2 separate regions of the Homo sapiens genome follow, and region 1 is linked to region 2. A link is an interaction called in ENCODE POLR2A ChIA-PET data of the cell type or tissue named here. Cell type or tissue: GM12878. All regions are shown on one strand. Each heading gives the region's core, and the rest is flanking DNA. Links, peaks and the distances in the headings are about the cores only. Region 1 overlaps RC3H2 (ring finger and CCCH-type domains 2). Region 2 overlaps RABGAP1 (RAB GTPase activating protein 1).

Region 1 (11,008 bases), core at 1,087-9,086, 130 kb before region 2:
CAAACTGAGATAATCCACAAGGTTGCTCTAGAAAGCAAAAAATAAAGTTTTAACTATGAACCTCTCAAAAAAGAGTCAGGAGAAATAAAATCTTAACCAAGTGAGGTAAAGCAAGTGACAAGTAGGGATATACACTGAATTCTTAGTATTGGGGCAGCTAAAGGCTGCCTTTTCAGGGACAGGATCTCACTATGTTGCCTAGACTGCCTTAAATCCTAAATGCAAGTGATCCTCCCAGCTCTGCCTCCAGAGTAGCTGGGACTACAGGTGTGCACCACCATGCGTAACTCTCCCTATTCTTTTTAAATCCCTTCTTACCCATCTTAGAATCCACTATCTACCATTAATCCCTCCCTTGTAAATAATTTTTAACTCCCTTGATCCACTCCCTCTGTATCTCATTTGGTAAAAGCTCAATCCAATTCTTTACTTATTTTGTGCCTGCTACCAAGCAGCTAAATGTTGGAGAAAAATTGTGCAATCACGCTGTCTATAATCCCTTCAAAATTATAAATAATTCATTAATACGCTTCTTTACTAAGTTCATTTTCCCATCTCCAATAGCCTTTTCCCTTCCACTTTCAACCACCCCTCCTACAGCTAGATGATATTGTTTCCCACTTAACCACGAAAATAGATGAAAGCAGAGGAGAATAATTTATCTTTCCGCTACCAATTCCAGTAACCTTCCTGCACCTGTAGCCACATTCCTCTTAAAGATAAGGGACAATGAGTTCCTGTTCCTGACTAAAGCCAGTCTCACCACCTGTGGCCTAGGTCTCAAGCCCATTTGCCTTCCTCTAAGACTTCACTGAGGTAATTATCTTTTTTTCTCGTGGGCACCTTCTTTGACTACCTGCTCAAATGTTGTATCTTCTTTTTTTTTTTTGAGACGGAGTCTCGCTCTGTTGCCCAGGCTGGAGTGCAGTGGCGCAATCTCAGCTCACTGCAAGCTCCACCTCCCAGGTTCACGCCATTCTCCAGCCTCAGCCTCCCGAGGAGCTGGTACTACAGTTGCCCACCACCAGGCCCGGCTAATTTTTTCTGTTTTTAGTAGAGACGGGGTTTCACCGTGTTAGTGGGGGGGGGGGTTTCATCGTGTTAGCCAGGATAGTCCCGATCTCCTGACCTTGTGATCCGCCTGCCTCGGCCTCCCAAAGTGCTGGGATTACAGGCGTGAGCCACTGCGCCTGGCCAAATGTTGTATCTTCTAAGAGTCTTTCCTACACTATTCTATCTAAGAGATCTCCCCTTTCTCAATCACTCTTTTTCTCCTTTGTGTTTTTTTTTCATACTGCCTGTCATTACAAGATATTATGCTATATTTATTTATTTCATGTCTGTCTTCTTACTACAATGTAAGCCCCCGGAGGACAAGACTTTTGCCTTTCTTGCATCTCTCTATCTTTAGCACACAATACACTGTCTCATAACATCCCAAGTGCCCAATTATTATTATTATTTTAAAGGCAGAGTCTCCATCACCCAGGCAGGAGTGAGTCACCATGCCCAGCCAATTTTTTTTTTTTGTAGTAGAGACAAGGTCTTGCTATGTTGCCCAGGCTGGTCACAAACTCCTGAGCTCAAGTGATCTTCTTGCCTCAGCCTTTCAAAGTATTGGAATTACAGGCGTGAGCCACCTCACCCGGCCCCCAATTATTATTTGTTGCATTAATATAGAATAAGCTTCAAACATCATTATGGCCAAGAGAACCACTGATTTTCTGCCCTGATGCATTTCCCATTTCAGCAAGAGACCACTAAGTTATGCAGGCTCCATACCTTGGAGTCATCCTTGATTCCTCTCTTTTCTTTATAGCCCACATTCAATTGGTCCATGTTGTCAGCTCTACTTCCAAAATATATCCTAAGTATGACTACTTTTCATCATTTCCATTGCTATAGTCCTACCCGAGCTACCAAACTCCCACCTGTGGACCAATATAGAAGTTTAACTTGTCTCCATCCATGCAGACACCAGAGTGATATGTCTAAGACAAAATGAAAATTTCATCATTCCATTTAAATAAAACTCTAAAATGACTTCTTATTGCAAACAGAATAAAATCCAAATTCTTTGCTATGGCCAAAATTGCTTATTTACATGTTTACTGTTCCTCTTTTTCCATTAGAAACATCTTGAATAGTAACCAGTATATAATAATCTTTTATAACTTTTTTTTTTGAGACAAAGTCTCACTCTATCACCCAGGTTGGAGTGCAGTGGTGCTCACTGCAACCTCTACCTCCCAGGTTCACGCGATTCTCGTGCCTCAGCCTCCCCAGTAGCTGGGATTACAGGCGTGCACCACCATGCCCGGCTAATTTTTGTATTGTTAGTAGAGACAGAGTTTCCCCCATGCTGGCCAGGCTGGTCTCAAACTCCTGACCTCAAGTGATACACCAGCCTTGGCCTCCCAAAGTGCTGGGATTACAGGCATGAGCCACTGCTCCTGGCCACTATTTGTTGAGTTGGTTGATCCCTCGCTTTTGACACTCCCCAGAATGTAGCAATTCTTTGGAACATAACCCCAACATCCTAGTTCTAAAACATATCCACATATTTACATAATATTTATTCTACATATTTATTTTATGTTTACATATAATAAATATGTATTCTAAGAAGGGATTATTGAGCATCCACATTTTGTTTGGTTAGAGGGGTGTATAATAGAGAAAGAAAATATAGGTAAAATTAATTTATTTAAGTTGAACAAACATTTGCTGAATTTCTGGTGTTATGTGAACTAAGACAAACAGCCTATCCTCAAAAAGCTCAGAGTGAGGTAGCAATATGTATTTTTTAAACTGAAAGGACAGTCACATCACCTACTTTTCTAATCCTTTGTATTATCCCTGTTTGTTTAAACAGCAATAGAGTGTGAAGCTGGTTGGAAATAAGAAGTAAGAACTGTATATTATTTGCTCCTCCACATAAACATACTGAGTTTATGTTATCAGGTGTTTTCTAGATGCAGGAAATATAAAGATGAAGAACCCTTGCCAGGTGCCATGGCTCATGCCTGTAATCCTAGCACTTTGGGAGGCTGAGGTGGGCAGATTGAGCTCAGGAGTTCGAGACCAGCCTGGGCAACATGGTGAATCCCCATCTCTACAAAAAATATAAAAAAAATTTAGCCAGGCATGGTGGCGTGTGTCTGTGGTCCCAGCTACTCGAGAGGCTGAGGTGGGAGAATCCCCTGAGCCTGGGAGGCAGAAGTTGCAAGTGAGCCAAGATCATACCACTGCACTATAGAGTGAGGCCCTGTCTCCAGAAAAAAAAAAGATTAATAACCCATGAGATAAATGAAGTCCAGTGAAAACACACATGTAAATAAACAATTATAATACTGTAGTTTTATAACTATACCATAATTTTTATTTATTTATTTATATTTATTTTTTTGAGACGGAATCTTGCTCTGTCGTCCACACAGGAGTATAGTGGCGCCATCTCGGCTCACTGCAACCTCTGCCTCCCAAGTTCAAGCCATTCTCCCGCCTCAGCCTCCCGAGCAGCTGGGATTACAGGTGCTTGCCACCACACCCAGCTAACTATACCATAATTTTTAAACTACTATGTATGGAGTGCTATGGCAGCATGGTGAAGGATGCAATTAACACTGCCTAGGGAAGTCTGTGGAGGGAAGATAATATCTGAGTATGATTAGAAATAGTTATCCAGATAAAGAGGAGAGAGAAAATAATACAATATGGAATAAACAATATAGACAAGTGAAAAGAAGAGTAAAAGAAATTTATATAGTAATCAACAGTGATTAATTGAATATACCTTAAAAACAAAGTATACAAATGGCAGAGTAGAGCTAGAGGATAAAATCAGGATGAGATTCTGTGATGTACTGAGGAACTAATTAAGAATTTAAAGGAGACACACATATTTTAAAAAGAAAATAGTGGAAATGGAAAAGACAGATTGAGATATAGGAAGATACTGGATAAAAAGCCACTGAAGCAGTAAAACCAACTGGATTACCATGTGAAACACTAAAAATGTGACCAATAATTTTGCCATTATTATTATTTTTGAATGAGTGATATTTTATATATTTATTATTTTATTATTTTTATTTATTTATATTTTTGAGACAGAGTCTTGCTCTGCTGCCCGGGTTGGAATACAGTGGTATAATCTCAGTTCACGGCAGACCTGACCTCCCGAGTTCAAGCAATCCTCCCACCTCAGCCTCCTGAGTAGCTAAGATGACAGGCGTATGCCACTATGCTCAGCCAATTTTGTTTATTTTTTTGTAGAGGTGAGGTCTCACTATGTTGCCCAGGCTGGTCTCAAACTCCTGGACTCAAGGTATCCTCCTGCCTTTGCCTCCCAAACTGCTGGGAATACAGGCATGAGCCACTACACCTAGTTTGGCTATTATTATTTTTACTGCTACTATTACAAGTCTGGCAAAATATAATAAAGTTCTGAACTAGGTACTGCAGATGAAGAATGTGAAGTCTGTTTGAAGGTATGAGAAAGAAGAAAATGGATTTTCAGCCTGGGCACTAATTGAGGGTGGAATGGCAATGAAACCACAGTTTCTTCTCTGACTTTTTTAGTCGAACTTTCTCAAAAGCTCCCCTTTTAGCTAAAAAGCTCTATTTCAGGTATGGACAAGCTGAATGTATTTCCTGGAGTCTCCCAAATTATCTTGATGTGAAATTCTGTATATAGAACTAGTTCGATTGGGTACAAACAGCATCTTTTTTCCTTAGGACTCCTTAATCCTCTTCTCTAGGCACTTCAAGTGGGGAAAAAAACTGAGAAGAGAAGCATGTTTCTGCTCTTTTCACTGCACACACACTTATCTTCTCTCTATCACAATGCTGCTGCTTGTAGAGCTCATTATGTACAGTGCCCAAGCTAGCCACTGAGGAAAGGAGACAACAATGAAGATATAGTCCACGGGGGTTACACTTATGTAAGATAGACAAACATTTAATAAACAGATCATGGGCCATAGTTTCTGTAAAGGGTTTTTATAAATAAAGTTTACAGCCATGCCCAATTTATGCATTGTCTGTGGCTGTTTTTTTGCTACAGTGGCACTGCTGAGTGGTTGTAACAGATTCTGTGGCCCACAAAGCCAAAAATGTTTGCTAGCTGGACTTCATAAAGAAGTTTGTCAAGCTCTAAAACAGGCCACTAATTAATTTTATGTGATAAGTGTTTGAAAGAGGAAGCTGGTTAGTATGAAGTGTCAGGGGAATTACCCTGAAAAAGCGAAGGATGAGCTAGACAAAGGAAAGGTCTCAAAGGCAAGGCTAGGAGTAACAGCATTATGTAAAAGACCTGAGGTGGGAAAGAGCACAGTGCATACCACAAACTGAGAGAAGGTCAGTGTGGCTTGAGTACAATTAGTGTTGTGTAATGAGATCAGAAAGGCAGACACAGATTAGATGATGCAGGGTCTTAGAGGCCACAACATAGATTTTATTTCTTAATCTACAGGACAATGAGAGGCTATCAAAGGCTTAGGTGAAGAAGGGTGGTATGAGTAAATCTGTGCTTTTAAAATATTTCTGTTTTAAGGGAAATAATGGGAGAAGGGGTGGACAGCGAGAGATTTAAGACTAGTGAGAAGGCAACAAGGGATCGAGAAAAGGAGATGACAGCTTGGATCACAAGGATGGAAAGAAGAATAAAGAACTGAGAAATATATAGGAAGATGAATTGGCAGAACTTTTTGACTGATTAAGCAGAAAAAGCTAAGGAAGGACAGCTGACAAATATGATTATTATAACACAGCATATATAACAGGCTGGATGGCTAAACTGGGTACACGAGGTGAGTACAATGGAAGGCAGGAGGAGGAGGTATGGGAGAAAATTAGCTCAGTTTGTTTAAAGTATCTAAAAACAAAATGAATATGCCCACAAAGAGTTGATAGACAGGGCAGGTGTGGTGGCTCACGTCTGTAATCCCAGTACTTTGGGAGGCCAAGGCAGGCAGATCGCTTGAGGTCAGGAGTTTGAGACCCGCCTGGTGAACATGGTGAAACCCTGTCTCTACTAAAAATACAAAAATTGGCCAGGCATGGTGGTGGGCGCCTGTGGTTCCAGCTACTCGGGAGGCTGAGGCAGGAGTATCGTTTGAACAGGGGAGGCAGAGGTTGCAGTGAGCCAAGATCATGCCACTGCACTCCACCCTGGGCGACAGAGCAAGACTCCACCTCAAAAAAAAAAAAAAAGTTGATACACTGGCCAGCAGAAAGTAGAAAAGCTGGGATCAATTTTTTGGTGAGGTCTCAAAAATGAAAGTCTTAGTTAAAAAACAAAACAACAAAAATTGGATAATAGTATTAAACCTTACATACATTAACTTTTAGGTCTCGGGTAAAGGGACATAGAAAAAGGGGTTAACCATAGGAGAAGAGAAAGAATACACAGGGAAAAAGAATGTTAAAAAGACCAAAAGCCGTAAAAAGGATATATATCTGCTTTACCATTTTGCCTGAGACTTTGCTGCTAGGTTTAACTGAATCTGAGCAAATAAGACTGCAAGTATTTTCATTCTGCACAGGTGCTCAGTATAAATATGGATTCCAGCTATAAAATGGTCTCAAAATATGACCACTGAGTAAAGTTCTAAATCACTTATGTAAATCTTGTACCCAGATCTTATATGTTTTGTTGTGAGGCAGAGTCTTGCTGTGTCCCTCAGGCTGGAGTGCAGTGGTGTGAACACACTCACTGCAGCCTTGACCTATGGGGTTCAAGCAATCCTTCCACTTCAGTCTTTTGAGCAGCTGGGACCACAACTGTGGGCCACACAGCTAATTTTTAAATTTTTTGTAGAGACGGGGGTCTCCTTATCTTGCCCAGGCTGGTCTCAAACTCCTGAGCACAAGCAATCCTCCTGCCTCAGCCCCGCAAACTGCTGGGACTACAGGCATGAGCTATGGTGCCCAGCCCTTAACTTGCATTTTTGAAAGTCATCACAAACTTCAGGACTGTATATAACATTCCCATAAAAATCAAAAATTAAACCCATATGAAACAGAATTCTCAACACTTACTTTTCAAGCTCTTCCTGAGAATGGGCAAATGTACAATTTGTTCCTCGTGGACAACCCCCTTGCTGTCGCAAATCTCGGCACATGCTAGTCTTGTATTTGCTGTTTGGCTGAGGCTACAAAAATGGGAACACATTCAATGAGTGGCAAGGTGAAGATTCCATTTGTTATTCACTCTAGGAAGTTCAGAACTTTATAATTACACCTTTAATTCTTTTTCACATTAGACAAGTAATTCTTGTGCTGAAACAACTAATATTCCATTGTTTCCTGTTGTGAGTTATGTGACATAACCCTGAATTGGCACTTCAGATATTCCTTCTGAAGATTATTCGAAACTGGTTCAAATGTTATGTCCATTTATTCATTAGTTAACAGAATGCCCAGAAAAAGAAAATATTTTTTCATCAATTTATTGCTGTCTTAAAATTCTGCTACCAAAATCAAACAATTTTAAAAAGCATTAAAAAAAAACCAAAAGCTTTGTCTACTTAAACTTTCTCAGAAAAGGTAGAATACAATTCCACCTAGAAGTGAAAAATTACCAATTCACTTGTCAGCTTGAGGGTGCAACTCTCAGGCTTAAACTATTTGAGTTCATACAATGAGGCAGAATATTAAAATTTCACTATTACTTCTACAATTTGCATCAAAATCTAAGACATTCTTATTCTTATGAGCCTAGGATGAAAACATTTGTTTTTAATATTTTAAGTTATAATATCTTCTAAGAATAAGGAGAGAAGAGTACAAAGTGTAGGTTTGATCCCAGCTCTTACTGACAGCACAACCTTTTTTATTTTTTATTTTTATCTTTGAGACGGAGTCTTGCTCTGTTGCCCAGGCTGGAGTGCAGTGGCGCCATCTCAGCTCACTGCAAGCTCCACTTCCCGGGTTCAGGCCATTCTCCCTGCCTCAGAGAGCTCCCAAGTAGCTGGGACTACAGGCGCCTGCCACCACGCCCGGCTAATTTTTTGTATTTTTAGTAGAGATGGGGCTTCACCATGTTAGCCAGGATGGTCTCGATCTCCTGACCTTGTGATCCGCCCGCCTCAGCCTCCCAAAGTGCTGGGATTATAGACATGAGCCACCGCGCCCAGCCCCCTGACAGCACAATCTTATGTTATTTAACCTCTTTGAATTTCAGCTTGGAAACAGCAACTACATTGCAGGTGGCTGTGAGGATAAGAAATAATACATGTAAAACATTGAATGTAGTGAATGGCTCATAATAATTTATTAAATAGAAGTTATAAGTATAAAGGATTATATCTTAACTTCTTTTTATTTTATATTTTTGGAGACAAGAGTCACTCTGTCGCCCAGGCTGGAGTGCAGTGGCGCGATCTCGGCTCACTGTAGCCTCCATCTCCCGGGTTCAAGCGATTCTCCTGACTCAGCCGTCTCAGTAGTTGGGATTACAGGCATCCACCACAATGCCTGGCTCATTTTTGTATTTTTTTTTTTTTAGTAGAGATGGGGTTTCACCATGTTGGCCAAGCTGGTCTCGAACTTCTGGCCTCAAGTGATCCACTCACCTCAACCTCCCAAAGTGCTGGGATTACAGGCGTGAGCCACTGTGCCTGGCCAGGTTTATATCTTAACTTCTAAAGTACACTGAAAAGTATCTTGAAAATTCAAATTTCGGCCAGGCACGATGGCTCACGCCTGTAATCCCAGCACTTTGGGAGGCCGAGGTGGGCAGATCACCTGAGGTCAGGAGTTTGAGACCAGCCTGGCCAACATGGTAAAACCCTCTCTACAAAAAATACAAAAATTAGCAGGGCGTGGTGGCACTTGCCTGTAATCCCAGTTACTTGGGAGGCTGAGGCAGGAGAATCACCTGAACTCAGGAGGCAGAGGTTGCAGTGAGCTGAGATAGCGTCACTGCACTCCAGCCTGGGTGACAGAGTGAGACTTTGTCTAAAAAAAAAAGAAAGAAAATTCAAATTCCATAAATTTACATATAGAAATTCAATACAGAAAAAAAATGACAATTTCCCACAGTAGAAAAGAATGAGACAAAACGTTTGGAATCAATTATCTACATTTGGTCAAAAATATTCTGCAATAAAGTATACTCACACCCAAGATACCCTCTAAACTCTTGGTGTGCTATGAAATGTTTACCAAGTACACTAAAAACTGGGTTCCTCCCAAAAGAATAGAGATGATAGAAACTTATGAGTCACATACGGAGTCCAATTAACAAAACAGCTGGTTAAGATGTTCAGGATGAAACTGAGTTAGAGACAACAGCAGTCAGAAATGTAATAAATGTACTTACCTGAGGGGTCTCATGGCCTTTTCTACTATAATTTTGTATGAAGTCCACAAGGCCATGAACTACTGTTTTAACAGCTACCATTGCATTTTCCAGCTGCTCCCAAGTTGGTGAAACAGCGTCTAAAATAAGCCACCAAGGGCATGGGGGTTGGGGGGGAAGAATGTTAGCAGTAATTCTCTTGTGTTATTCACCTCAAAAGTAGAAAAAAATATAAGCAACTGAGCATATTCCCACATACCTGGATTAGGGTCTATGTTTGCAAGAAGCTCTAAATGAGGCCTCAGTCTATTTAAGTTAGCTGGGTCACCTGTTCGTTGCAAAACAATTGTCAATTCCTGGACACTCTTTGCAAATGACTCTGGAGACTGTAGCTAACAAACAGAAATGAGAATGCTTTTTACTTTGGTTCTTATGACACATTTATACTCAAATACTTTCAATTTATCAACATATTTAATACGTTTTCAAGTGTCTTCAGATTCCACAGTAGGAGTATCAGTGATGAATTAAATTTTCACCTCAGAATCTGCCCTATGAAATTCATCATTAGACACTTAGAAAACTTATAAGCTGTATTAACTCTCTGAGGTCAGAATATAGATAAATTTGAGACTTTGTAAGCCTCACTGCTTTTATGCTAGTATCATGTATTTGTTTCCCTGTTGCATCCCTTTATTTTGCAAGTAGAAAAATAAAAAGAAAATAAGGATAATTTATAAGAGTCTGACATTTAAAAACATAGGAATCTCCAACTGTTTGTGTATAGACTCTTTAGAATATTCTAATACTCTTCAATGTAACAGCAATGATAGAACATCAGCATCTCTAATTTCACAAACCTTATCAATGATAGACTGCATGTGTGATTTATGAGCCAAATCACCATACAAAAGAGAGGACCACTGTTCAGGTGAAATACGGAGTCCTGCTTCCATGGCAATATGAACAATTTGGGCATCATGTTCTCTGCGTAATGCTTCATAACTCCGAAATTCCTCCTTCAGCTGCATTAGGGAAGAGTCTTCATCTCTTTTGGTAACCTAAAAAATAGAAAAGAGAAAAATCAGAATTGGTCTGTGCTTTCTCCCTTCAACTGATTCGTTTATTCCTTTTTCAGGGAGGGTGGGGGATACTTACATATCAGACACCACAGAAATAAGGTACAAAGATAAGATAATGTCCTGACCACAAATTCTTTCTGGAACAAAACAGAACTTACATAACTAAATACATAATCCTTGCCTTCAATGATTTCAGCCACTAGTAAGAAAGAGAAACTTGTAAGTAGAAAATTATAGTAAAAGTTATAAGGCTTGATGGCAACAAAGAGGAAAGGGAATTAAATTAGGGAGAAGAAAGGGATTTCAGAAAAGGCTTCTCCCAGCTGAAAGCTACATGAATTGATTTGTGCACAATAAACAGGAGTTTCCTGAGCAAAGAAAGGTGAGGAGGCCAGGGATGGTGGCTCATGCCTGTAATCCCAGCACTTTGAGAGGCCGAGGTGGGCAGATCACTTGAAGTCAGGAGTTTGAGACCAGCCTGGCCAACATGACGAAACCCCATCTCAAGAAAAAATACAAAAACTAGTCAGGCATGGTGGTGGCAGGCGCCTGTACTCCCACCTACTCGGGAGGCAGAGGTTGCAGTGAGCTGAGATAGCACCACAGCACTCCAGCCTGA
Region 2 (11,008 bases), core at 1,851-9,850:
GATTAGGGGTCGTCATCTAGAACTTGAATTTGGAGTCAGAGCACATGGATTTTACCGCTAGCTTGTTAACTTTGAGCAAGTTCCCTCAACTCTCTGAGTCTCAGTTTACTAAATTGTAAATTGGCAGCATAATAGAATCTTCCTCATAGTGCTGTTGTGGCATTAAATTAAAAACTATACAACATGCTTAGAATAGTTCCCAGTACATAGTAAGTTCTCCCTACGTATTTGCTGTTATTATTGAGAAGGATTATACAACCTCTCTGGGACACCAAATTAATAAAAAAGCACTAAGTCATGAAATCAGAACAGCATTGATTATTTAGATGGAGGGTGAGCCCCGGGAGAAGAACGCATCAGAAATTAAACTAGTTTACAAACATCACTTTGAAAGTTTAGAGATTAAGAGAGAATGATCTTTAAATGTTTCTAGATGGTCTGTAATCCCAGCCTTTGGGAGGCCGAGGCTGGCGGATCACCTGAGGTTGGGAGTTTGAAACCAGCCTGACCAACATGGAGAAACCCTGTCTCTACTAAAAATACAAAATTAGCCAGGCGTAGTGGCGCATGCCTGTAATCCCAGCTACTTGGGAGGCTGAAACAGGAGAATTGCTTGAACCCGGGAGGTGGAGGTTGCATTGAGCTAAGATCACACCATCGCACTCCAGCCTGGGCAACAAGAGCAAAACTCCGTCAAAAAAAAAAAAAGTTTCTAGATGGTAAATAGAAATTAGTTGTATATATATTTTTATTATATATATATATTTTTTTTTTACTTACTGGCCTGAGAATAGTTATATAATAATTTTCAGTAAAAGTTGTATGTAAAAATAGTTCTGTTTAATTAGCATTCTAACCCTTTAATCTCATTTTAGTGAACATAAATAAGATTCCCCTGATCTTGCATTTCCTTTTGACATCTAATGTTATACAACCTTGGATTCAAAGACTGCATGGGTTTACAAGGTTTTGTGGTTGGGTATAGAAGAATATATCTTTCTATGGAAACAAATTTATTTAATTTTATTTTTAAAAATTTATTTTTTATTTTTAGCAACCATAATCAGAGCTACATGTTAATTCAATGTAAAACTTTTAAAATATTATCATACAGTATGTTATTCAAATAATAACATAACTTCTATTAATAACTTAATTTTTTTTTAGTTAGGCTAAAAAATGACTTGACAGGGTAAACCAGCCAAAAACATACCTGAAATGCAGCCTAAGAGACTGCTCTGGACTCTTTATTAAGGCTACAAACTAAACTTAAGCCGAGTTTTCACTGTTTTCTTTGCAAAAAGCAGAAGTGTGTATGTGGAAGCTCGGGGGAGAGCAGGAAATTCCCGATGATAATCTTTTATTTTTCTCCTTATTTGGATAAGTCTTTGTGTTTGTGCGGGGATTTAGGGGGAGTGCTAGGGAGTGGGAAAGGAGAGGTAGAATGGGAAGAATTTGAACAACTTTTCGCTGTCTTAAAGCATTTAGAACACTGTTAATCTCACCCCTTGTAACTTAATAAACTAAATGTATTCCCTCTTTTACATTCATGGCATTAAAAAGTATTTGAGGTTCAACTGTGACCATCATTGTCTTGGCTACTTCACTTTTTAAAATCTTAGGTAGTTTTCACAGTGATTCAATGAGGATAAATAGTATTTTCACTTTATAGATGAGGAAACTGAGATCCAAAGATATTTAGCAGTAGATTTTATGGGATGTTATATGAACAAAACATATATCTAAGCCTTTTAAAAGTCTCTGCCAGGACACTCTCCAGAGAAACATGCTACTTTTGTCTTTTCATCTATAAGAGTATTTTTAGGATTTACTGAAATTAAGCATAATTTAAAATTTTAACCATTTTCCGTTCTCCTTAGACTGAAAAGGAAACAATGCTACAAAGCAAATTTAAGAATATACAACATACAGCATTTCTGTTTTTTGCTGCCAGTATAGGAAAACAATATGTAAATGCTTTTTAAGACCTGTTTAAAAATTGATTCTTTTTCCTTTCACTAAAATTATCTGGTGACTCAGCAATTCCTTTTATCCTGGAAGCCTTCCCATCTGTGAGACTGTTATATTAAGATAGCATCATAGTAGAGAAGAAACTAAACATTAGTAGGGACAGGAGGATTGCTTTCTTGGACTTAAATTTTCTTATACTACTTACTGAAAGAGCAAGAAAATGAGCTAATGAATAGATTTTCCAATAGTGACATAAGGCGAACAAAAGACCAATTAAACATTCTTATAACTATAGAATAATGTCATTTTTATTGCCAATTAAACTATAGGGGTCTTAAAATCTTTCATAAAATTACTGTTTTATAAATGAAGAAGCTGATATCTGAAAGACTAAGTGGTATGGCCAATGTTGTACAGATAATTAGTATAACTATAACTGGATACCCGGGCCTCTTATTTTAATTTGCTGAGAGTGTATGTGTGTGGTACACACATTCCTCTCAAGATAAAAATATACAAATGCTTTCCATTCCACTGCTGAATTGAGAGGTGTGTGATATTAGGTTGTTCCAGTATTTCTGATGGGAAGTGTGATCACTTAATTAAGGTGGTGACCACTGGATCTCTCCTTTGTAAAATAGGGTTTTTCTTGACACTTAGCAAGTAATCTTTGGGGGTGACGCTTTGGCAACTTCCAAATATCCTGTATCTCAACAACGTCTTTTTTGTTTTTTTTTTCCTTCACTCTGCAGCCCAGCCTGGAGTGCAGTGTCAAAAGCACGGCTCGCTACAGCCTTGACCTCCTGGGCTCAAGTGATCCTCCTACATCAGCCTCCCAAGTAGCTGGGATCAAGGTGCACTACCATGCCTGGCTAATTTTTTAATTTTTTGGAGAGACGGAGTTTCACCATGTTGCCCAGGCTGGTCTCAAACTGGAGTTCAAATGATACTCCCACCTCAGCCTCCCAAAGTGCTGAGATTATAGGCATGAGCCACTATGCCCAGCCAATAACTAATTAACTAATATTTTTAGTATCTGTTGGTGATATTTACCTGATTCAGTTGAGTTCATTCACGTATTTTCAGTAATAATTTGACATTACAGGATTTTCTTTTTAAAATATTTATATGCATATATTTTATTTACAGTAACAGTAAATAATTTATTTGCCTTATCTTCATCAAAATCTAAAAAAGTCAGCCAGGCACGGTGGCTTATGCCTGTAATCCCAGCACTTTGGGAGGCCGAGGCAGATGGATCACCTGAGGTCAGGAGTTCAAGACCAGCCTGACCAACATGGCGAAACCCTGTCTCTATTAAAAATACAAAATTAGCTGGGTGTGGTGGTGCACATCCGTAATCCCAGCTACTCGGGAGGCCGAGGCAGGAGAATCACTTGAACCTGGGAGGTAGAAGTTGCAGTGAGCCGAGATCGCGCCATTGCACTCCAGCCTGGGCAACAAGAGTGAAACTCCATCTCAAAAAAAAAAAAAAAAAAAAACTAAAAAAGTCTTGCAGTTAATAATAGAATTATTGGGTGAAATTTAAGATTTTATGGAACTTCTTTTTGTCCTTTGAATATGTTTCAGTAAGATTATAAAATGGTTGCTGTTTAAAAATCACTGGGAATAATTTTTTATTGTGGTTCTGTTACCGTTTGACATATAGTTAGGTTCATTTGTTTCCATTTATTTTAGCTTAGGGGCTTGGGATTTTTTTTTTTCCTTTTTTTTTTGAATATATAAAATACTTATAAATGTCATAATTATGTAGAAATGTATACTCGGAAGTCCGCTTCCATTTGTATCTCCTTACCCCCATACCCATAGATAACAATTATTATTGGTTTATGGTTTATTATCCTGATTTCATTTTTGTGAAGATAAAATTCTGTATATTTTTAACTTCCTTCTGAAATAAAAATTAGCATACTCCATATGTCTTATCCTATACATTGCTTTTTAAACTTAATATATCCTGGGGATCATTCCACATCAGTGCATAGAGATTTCCTCATTTCCGTTTTAATGGCTATTTAGTACTGTCCTATTTGGATGAACTATGGGCTTTTCAACCAGTCTGCTATTGATGGACACTTGGACTGGTTTCCAGTCGTTTGCTGTTCCAAATAATGTTGCAGTGTGGAATCTTATGTATGTGTTATTTTGATTTTATGAAAGTGCATCTTAGAATAGACTCCTATTAGTATAATCACTGACACATAAGGTGAACGTACATATGCTATTGTTATATTTGCCAAATTCCCTTCTGTAGAAGGTGTAACCATGGACAGGGTATGAGAATACCTGTTTCTCTGCAGGGTTGTCGAGTGTGTTGTCAGACTTAAGGATCTGTGAGGCAGTGGTGTCTAAGAATAGTTTTAGTTTATCCTCTGCCTTTTTAATGTATAAGGGTGACTTTTCTGTGAATTTTCTATTCATATCTTTTGCTTATTTTTCTCTTTGACTTTGGTCTTTTTCGTCTTTATTTTCAGAACCTCTTTGTATATTCAAGAGAGATTAACCCTTGGAGATATGATAGTCCTCCCAGTTTGTCACTTATCTTTTAGCTTACATCATGGTGATTCTTTTTGGGTTTGTCATGCAGTTTCTTCTTATGTACTTGAATATATCAGTATTTTCTTTTAAACCTCTCTGGATTTGAGATCATAGTTAGAAAGGCTTTCCTAACTCCCAAGTTACAAAAAGAATACACTCTTCTGTTACTCTCCTGTTACTTATATGGTTTCATTTTACTCTTTTAGATTTCTGATTCATTAGTATTTTATTCCTGTGTACTCTGGTATATAGCGTAAAGTGTGGATTTGATTTAATCTTTTTCCAAATGGCTATTCTCTTGTCCCAACACCATTCATTAAAAACTATTAACTTTTCTACCCAGTGATTTGAAATGCTACACTTATCATATATGAAATTTCCCTGTGTGTTTGAACCTCTTTCTGGTATTTATATTCTGTTCCTCTGGTCTTGCATTAGAATCACACGGTTGTAATTATGTAGACTTTATTTTTATTTATTTATTTATTTTGAGATGGGGTCTCACTCTGTCAACCCAGGCTAGAGTGCAATGGTGCGATCTTGGCTCACTGCAGCCTCCACCTCCCTGGTTCAAGCAATTCTCCCACCTCAGCTTCCCGAGTAGCTGGGATTACAGGGTTGCACCACCACGCCTGGCTAATTTTTTGCATTTTAAATAGAGACGAGGTTTTACCATGTTGGTTAGGGTAGTCTCGAACTCCTGACCTCAGGTGATCCACCCGCCTCAGCCTCCTAAACTACTGGGATTACAGGCGTGAGCCACTGCACCTGACAATGTGTAGACTTTATAATATGTTTTTATATCTGGTAGGTCTACCTTCCCTCCTCAAATACTCCTTTTTGTGGGTTTTCCTGGATTTTTTTACTTGTTTATTTTTCATATAAACTTTATGTTCAACTTGTGTAGCTCTGGAAAAAAAAAACTACTGGTGTTTTTCATTTGTTTGTGGGTTTATTTTTTATTTTTTTTAGACAGAGTCTCACTATGGAGTGCAGTGGCATGATCCTGGCTCACTGCAACCTCCACCTCCCAGGTTCAAGTGATTCTCCTGCCTCAGCCTCCAGAGTAGCTGGGATTACAGGCATGTGCTGCCAGGCCCAGCTAATTTTTTGTATTTTTAGTACAGATGGGCTTTCATCATGTTGGCCAGGCTAGTCTTGAACTCCTGGCCTCAAGTAATCTACTTGCCTAGGCCTCCCAAATTGCTGGGATTATAGGCGTGAGCTACTGAGCCTGGCTTTTTTTTTTTTTTTTTTTTCCAAGACAGAGTCTTGCTCTATTACATAGGCTGGAGTACAGTGGAACGATCTCAGCTCACTGCAGCCTCTGCCTCCCGGGCCCAAGTGATCCTCCTGTCTCAGCCTCCTGAGTAGCTGGGACCACAGATGCGCACCACCACACCTGGCTAAGTTTTTGTATTTTTTTTTTTTTTTTTTTTTTAAGAAAGAGATGGGCTTTTGCCTTTGTTGCTCAGGCTGATCTCAAACACCTGGGCTCAGGTGATCTGCCCACCTTAGTCTCCCAAAATGCGCAACCTCCCAAAGTATTGGGATTACAGGCATGAGCCATCATGCCTGGCCACTGCTGATGTTTTTATTGGGGAAAATTGACATCTTTATGATGTTGAGTCATCTTATCCAGGAACATGGGATGTCTTTCCATTTATTCAAGTCTACCCTTTTTTGTCTCATCTGACTGCTTTTAATTATTTTATATGTTTATAACATATATTTCATAAATATAATATATCTAATTTAAAAACCTGTTTAAATTTTATATATAATTTAAAACCTATGTTTAAATTTTATATATAATTTAAAACCTATGTTTAAATTATATGTATAATTTAATATATAAAAGTTTTATATTTAACATATATAATTCAAAAAGCTTTTTACTATGGAAAATTCAAACATATGCAGAAATTGTAAAATAGTATAACGAATCCCCATGTACTATTACCCAGCTTCAACAATTAACATTTTTCATAGTTAGAGTCCTTGGCTTACAAGTTTGGTCCAGTAATTGACTGTATTTATCTGACTTCAAAAGGCAGCGTGTCCTTTGGTCATTATGACATACAGAAGAGTTTCTAAGTGGACCACGTTGGTTTGTTTATTTTTAAGATAAAGAGCTATTGCTGGCCGGGCACGGTGGCTCATGTCTGTAATCCCAACACTTTGGGAGGCCAAGGCAGGTAAATCGTGAGACCAGCCTGGCCAACATGGTGAAACCCCGTCTCCACTAAAAATACAAAAAATTAGCTGGGCATAGTGGCGGGCTCCTGTAATCCCAGCTATTCGGGAGGCTGAGACAGGAGAATCGCTTGAACCCAGGAAGCAGAGGTTGCAGTGAGCCGAGATCATGCCATTGCACTCCAGCCCTGGCGACAGAGGGAGACTCCATCTCAAAAAAAAAAAAAAAAAAGAGCTATTGCTGATCTTTGAACTGTTTAGGATACCAATTGTCTGATGTTTCAAAGAGCAATTTATAACAAAACAAAAATTTTAAATTCTCTTTCTTATTAAAGTATAATTTTCAAGAGTTAAAAATCATAATTATCAATTTAGAATGAACATGTATCAAATATTCTAATTCAGTGTATTAATTAATGAGAGAACCAGAAAGGTAGCAAAACTCTGAGTACTTGTGGAACTTGGATTTACATGGTCCTTCCTTTCAAAAAAAAGAATGTTACAAAAAGATTACTAGATTAGAAATAAAACTGGTTAATGTCCTTTAGGTAACTTTTGGGTTATATTTTCTCTTGGACAGAAATCATTTGCATATCTCCTGGACACAAATCTATAGGTTAACATGTAACTTCAGAGTCTGAGTCCTTAATTAATAGTAAGTAGCTAAGTCAAAATGGCATATTCATCTAGAAAATTAAGTAATCCTTGGGTGGACATGTTAAACCAAAGTTGACAGACAGGCCTGTAGGTCAAACCTGGCCTGTCACTTGTTTTTGTAAATAAAGTTCTATTGGAACACAGCCAAACTCACTCATTTATTGCCTGGCTGCTTTTGCACTATAACAGCAGAGTTGTGTAGTTGTAATAGAGACAACTGGCCCATATAGCCTAAAATGTTTACTATTTGGCTCTTTACAGAAAAGTTTACTGACTTCTGTATTAAACAGTGCTTCAAGATGATATTGAAAGAGCATGTTGCCACTATCGTGGCCTTACTTCCATGATAGGGTTAATTTATTTTAAGAACCCAAATGAACATTGCAATGATAAAAATCTGCTCTGGCTGATATTTCTATAGCTCATGAACATCTTATTCCCCCATCTCCCTTTCTGTGTTTTTACTTTGGTATGTGTGTATATATATATTTTTGTATAGCCACCTTTCTAGTTTTCTCTGTACCTTTTCCTATAGCTCTCCCTTTTTATTCTTCCCTATATTTCATGCTACCTTCCTTATATGGAAGGAAGAATGTTAGTATACTTACTTACATGTAATATGGAATGTTAATGTACTTATAATGTGTATTGTAGTGTAAAGTTTTATATTCCTGGTTTAAATTTTTAATTTAGGTCAGTTTAAATTATATGTTTGCCTCAAAATAAAACTAAAATACAATCAGTTGGAGTAATCAACATTTTTGTGGTTACTGTTGATGTGTTCTCTGCCATTCACCTCCCCCTGACCCCACCCCAACTCCAAGTTGTAGCTTTCAGTTGAAGAAAAAGTTCTCTACACTGTTTTAAGCAAAAGGAGTGGGGATAAAACACTGGAACATTATTAGAAGTAAGAATTTTCTTAGTCTTGAAGTTTATGTTTTAGAGTAATTTAAAACACTTTTTCTGTGTAGTTTTATATAGGAAACCTTGAAGGATGCCTTCACTAATTTGGGAGATACAGAACTGTTAGCTCTTTAGTTGACACTGGTTAAACATTGGTAGTTGGATACTTGACAATATGGTTTGAAGACAAACCAATATGGTTTGAAGCAGAACTAGAGTACTGCTTAGTAAATGCCCAATTTTCCTAAGAATTTTAAGATCTAAACATATGCTTTTCTGTTTTAAAAAGTTACTTCTAATGTAGATACTCAAAAAAACATCATTTATTTTCACATCCTGTATGAAATCAGAAGTGATTGCAGTGAGCCGAGATCACTGCAATTAAAAACATTAAAAACACTGCAATTAATTAAAAACATAAAGAACTTTACTGCTTAATAAATAATATTTTTTCATCTTCAAGATAAAGCAAAGGGAGAGAAAGAATAATACTGACACTTTATATGAAGTTGTATGCTTGGAAAGTGAATCAGAAAGAGAGAGGAGGAAAACTACAGCCAGTCCTTCAGTTCGCCTGCCACAGTCTGGATCGCAAAGTTCAGTGATACCTTCTCCTCCAGAAGATGATGAAGAGGAAGGTAAACTGTAGGGATAGCTTAATTTATTTTTGGGGGTGGAAGACCATGCAAACTATTAAAATCGTATCAGGGGATTGATAATGTGATACGGCATTTATAATTCATTTAATGAATTCCTTATGAGAGTTTACTATATGTAAGTAGCTGTGGGAGATTTAAAAATGATTAACATTGAGTTTTCTTTAAGATACTTGTAACCCAGTTGGAAAAATGAGATTTATAATTAGCTCCTTTTAAACAATCAGTGTAGTGCTAGCTTGGTATATTAGCACATTTTTTTTTAGAACAAGTTTGACACAGCTTACACCTAAAGAAATGTTCCTATCTCAACACATTCATTTTGCAGGAACAAATTCACTGTGCCAAAATGTGGCTTGCACACATGACCCTTTTTACCAAATATATTTATAAATATATACGTTTATATATTACTATGTTTTACACTGATAAACGTTAAGAATCCACTGGTTCTTTGTTTCTTTTTTTTTTTTCTGGCTAAATCTATTGAATTAATCTGTCATTCTCTATTAAAAGATATAATTACCTTTTAATGAGGCATGAAGGAAGGGAGCCACAGGAAACATGAATGAGAGTCGTTTTCTAATTTCTAACTTACTACCAGGGCTTCGAATTTAATGGAAGAAAACCTGATTACAATATAAGATCATGTGAGCCATGCATCTATATGTGAAGCTCACAGGAAATGTTCTGGAAATTCATAGAGGAGAATTCGGTTTTCATTGTGGGGAATGTTGTGGGGCATCATAAAGAGTAGTTTTTCAGTTGGGACTTTTAAGTGCAAGGAGAATCTAGTAGTCATCAGTGGAGTTCCTTGGAATTTCTAGTTAAGAAGTTGCATTAACAAAAGCATGGGGATGGCAAGAATGATTGATTTGGTTAAATGAAACGTATCCATGTACTTTCTTCAAGTTTAGAGTGAGCACTGACTTTCTTCATGTTTAGAGTGAGCACTGAGTTTCCAATACCTACTGTTTGCTATAACTCCCATTGCCCTTATGATTAATCAATTTAGCATCATTTATTAGTAATACTAATGGCCACTAATTACTGTGCTTAATATAATCCTCATAATAATCCTGAAAAATAGGATTTATTGTTAACCTAACTTTGCACATAAATGGAATCTGGCCAGGCACGGTGGCTCATGGCTGTAATCCCAGCATGGGAGGCTGAGGTGGGAGGATCACTTGAAGTCAGGAGTTCGAGACTAGTCTGGCCAACATGGTGAAACCCTGTCTCTACTAAATACAAAAAAATTAGCTGGGTGTGATGGCGCATGCCTGTAATCCTAGCTACTTGGGAGGCTGAGGCAGGAGAGTTGATTGTACCCAGGAGGTGGAGGTTGCAGTGAGCCAAGGCTGCGCCATTTGCACTCCAGCCTGGGCAACAAGAGCAAAACTCTGTCTCAACAACAACAACAACAACAACAAAAAGAAATGGAATCTCAGAAAAGTGAATTTGCCCAAGGTTACACAGCTAGAAATTGGCAGAGTCAGGATTTGGATCTAGGTCTGTGAATCCACAGTCATAGCTGTAGTCTATCATCATCTCTTGCATTTAGTTCACATAAAGCATTTTGAAGTATGGAAAAAGCATATGTATTGTTTTTGATGTCAGAGATGCAATTCAGAGTCCCCCTGGAGAGCCAATTTAAGTCATATGTTATATCTGGGAAAGGTGGATTGTTCCCACTGTTTGAAATTGTCTGTTGTGTAACAGTCTTGATTGAGGTTTGCAGTTTCTCTTCTAGGTCAACACTGGTTAAGATGACAGAGTGGGTAAAAGTTTACATAACTTTCCTCTCTTAACACTCAGCGATAAAAATAAAACAAAACAAACACAAAAATTGAGAAAGACACTATTATGAAACCAGAGAATGCTCAAATCTTCATACCATAGATTTTGAGGAATATCTGCTGGTTACAAAGAAATCTGGGCCCGACTAAAGGTTCCTCAGGACTGGCATCAAGTTTTAATTTATAGCAGACATACCTTTTTTAAAAATAAAATTTTAGGGGGTTCAGAAGGCCTCTACTGATAGTTCTTAACTAGGGAGAGATAAG

What was found. ChIA-PET counts read pairs that join two places held together with the same protein. Peaks named below come from ENCODE experiments on the same cell type or tissue, not always from the same donor. Only the 100,000 strongest peaks of a DNase experiment are listed, where the experiment ranks them.
Region 1: POLR2A ChIA-PET joins it to region 2 with 8 read pairs; 4 of 35 experiments call an interaction of 5 or more read pairs at or near these places.

Annotation. Positions count from the first base shown.
Region 1 is chr9:122,870,427-122,881,434 of GRCh38, forward strand. RC3H2 (ring finger and CCCH-type domains 2) reads right to left here. Exons shown (of 21, transcript NM_001100588.3): 6 at 10,168-10,368; 7 at 9,567-9,699; 8 at 9,329-9,447; 9 at 7,045-7,157. It overlaps SNORD90 (small nucleolar RNA, C/D box 90), which reads right to left and starts at 9,893; the gene lies at 9,787-9,893. In GM12878, for the core only: no CTCF peak of the experiment used is centred there; a DNase peak (open chromatin) is centred at 5,255.
Region 2 is chr9:123,001,605-123,012,612 of GRCh38, forward strand. RABGAP1 (RAB GTPase activating protein 1) reads left to right here. Exons shown (of 26, transcript NM_012197.4): 11 at 8,750-8,924. Among named protein-coding and RNA genes, the nearest start is that of GPR21, 27 kb to the right of the region's middle. In GM12878, for the core only: no CTCF peak of the experiment used is centred there; no DNase peak of the experiment used is centred there.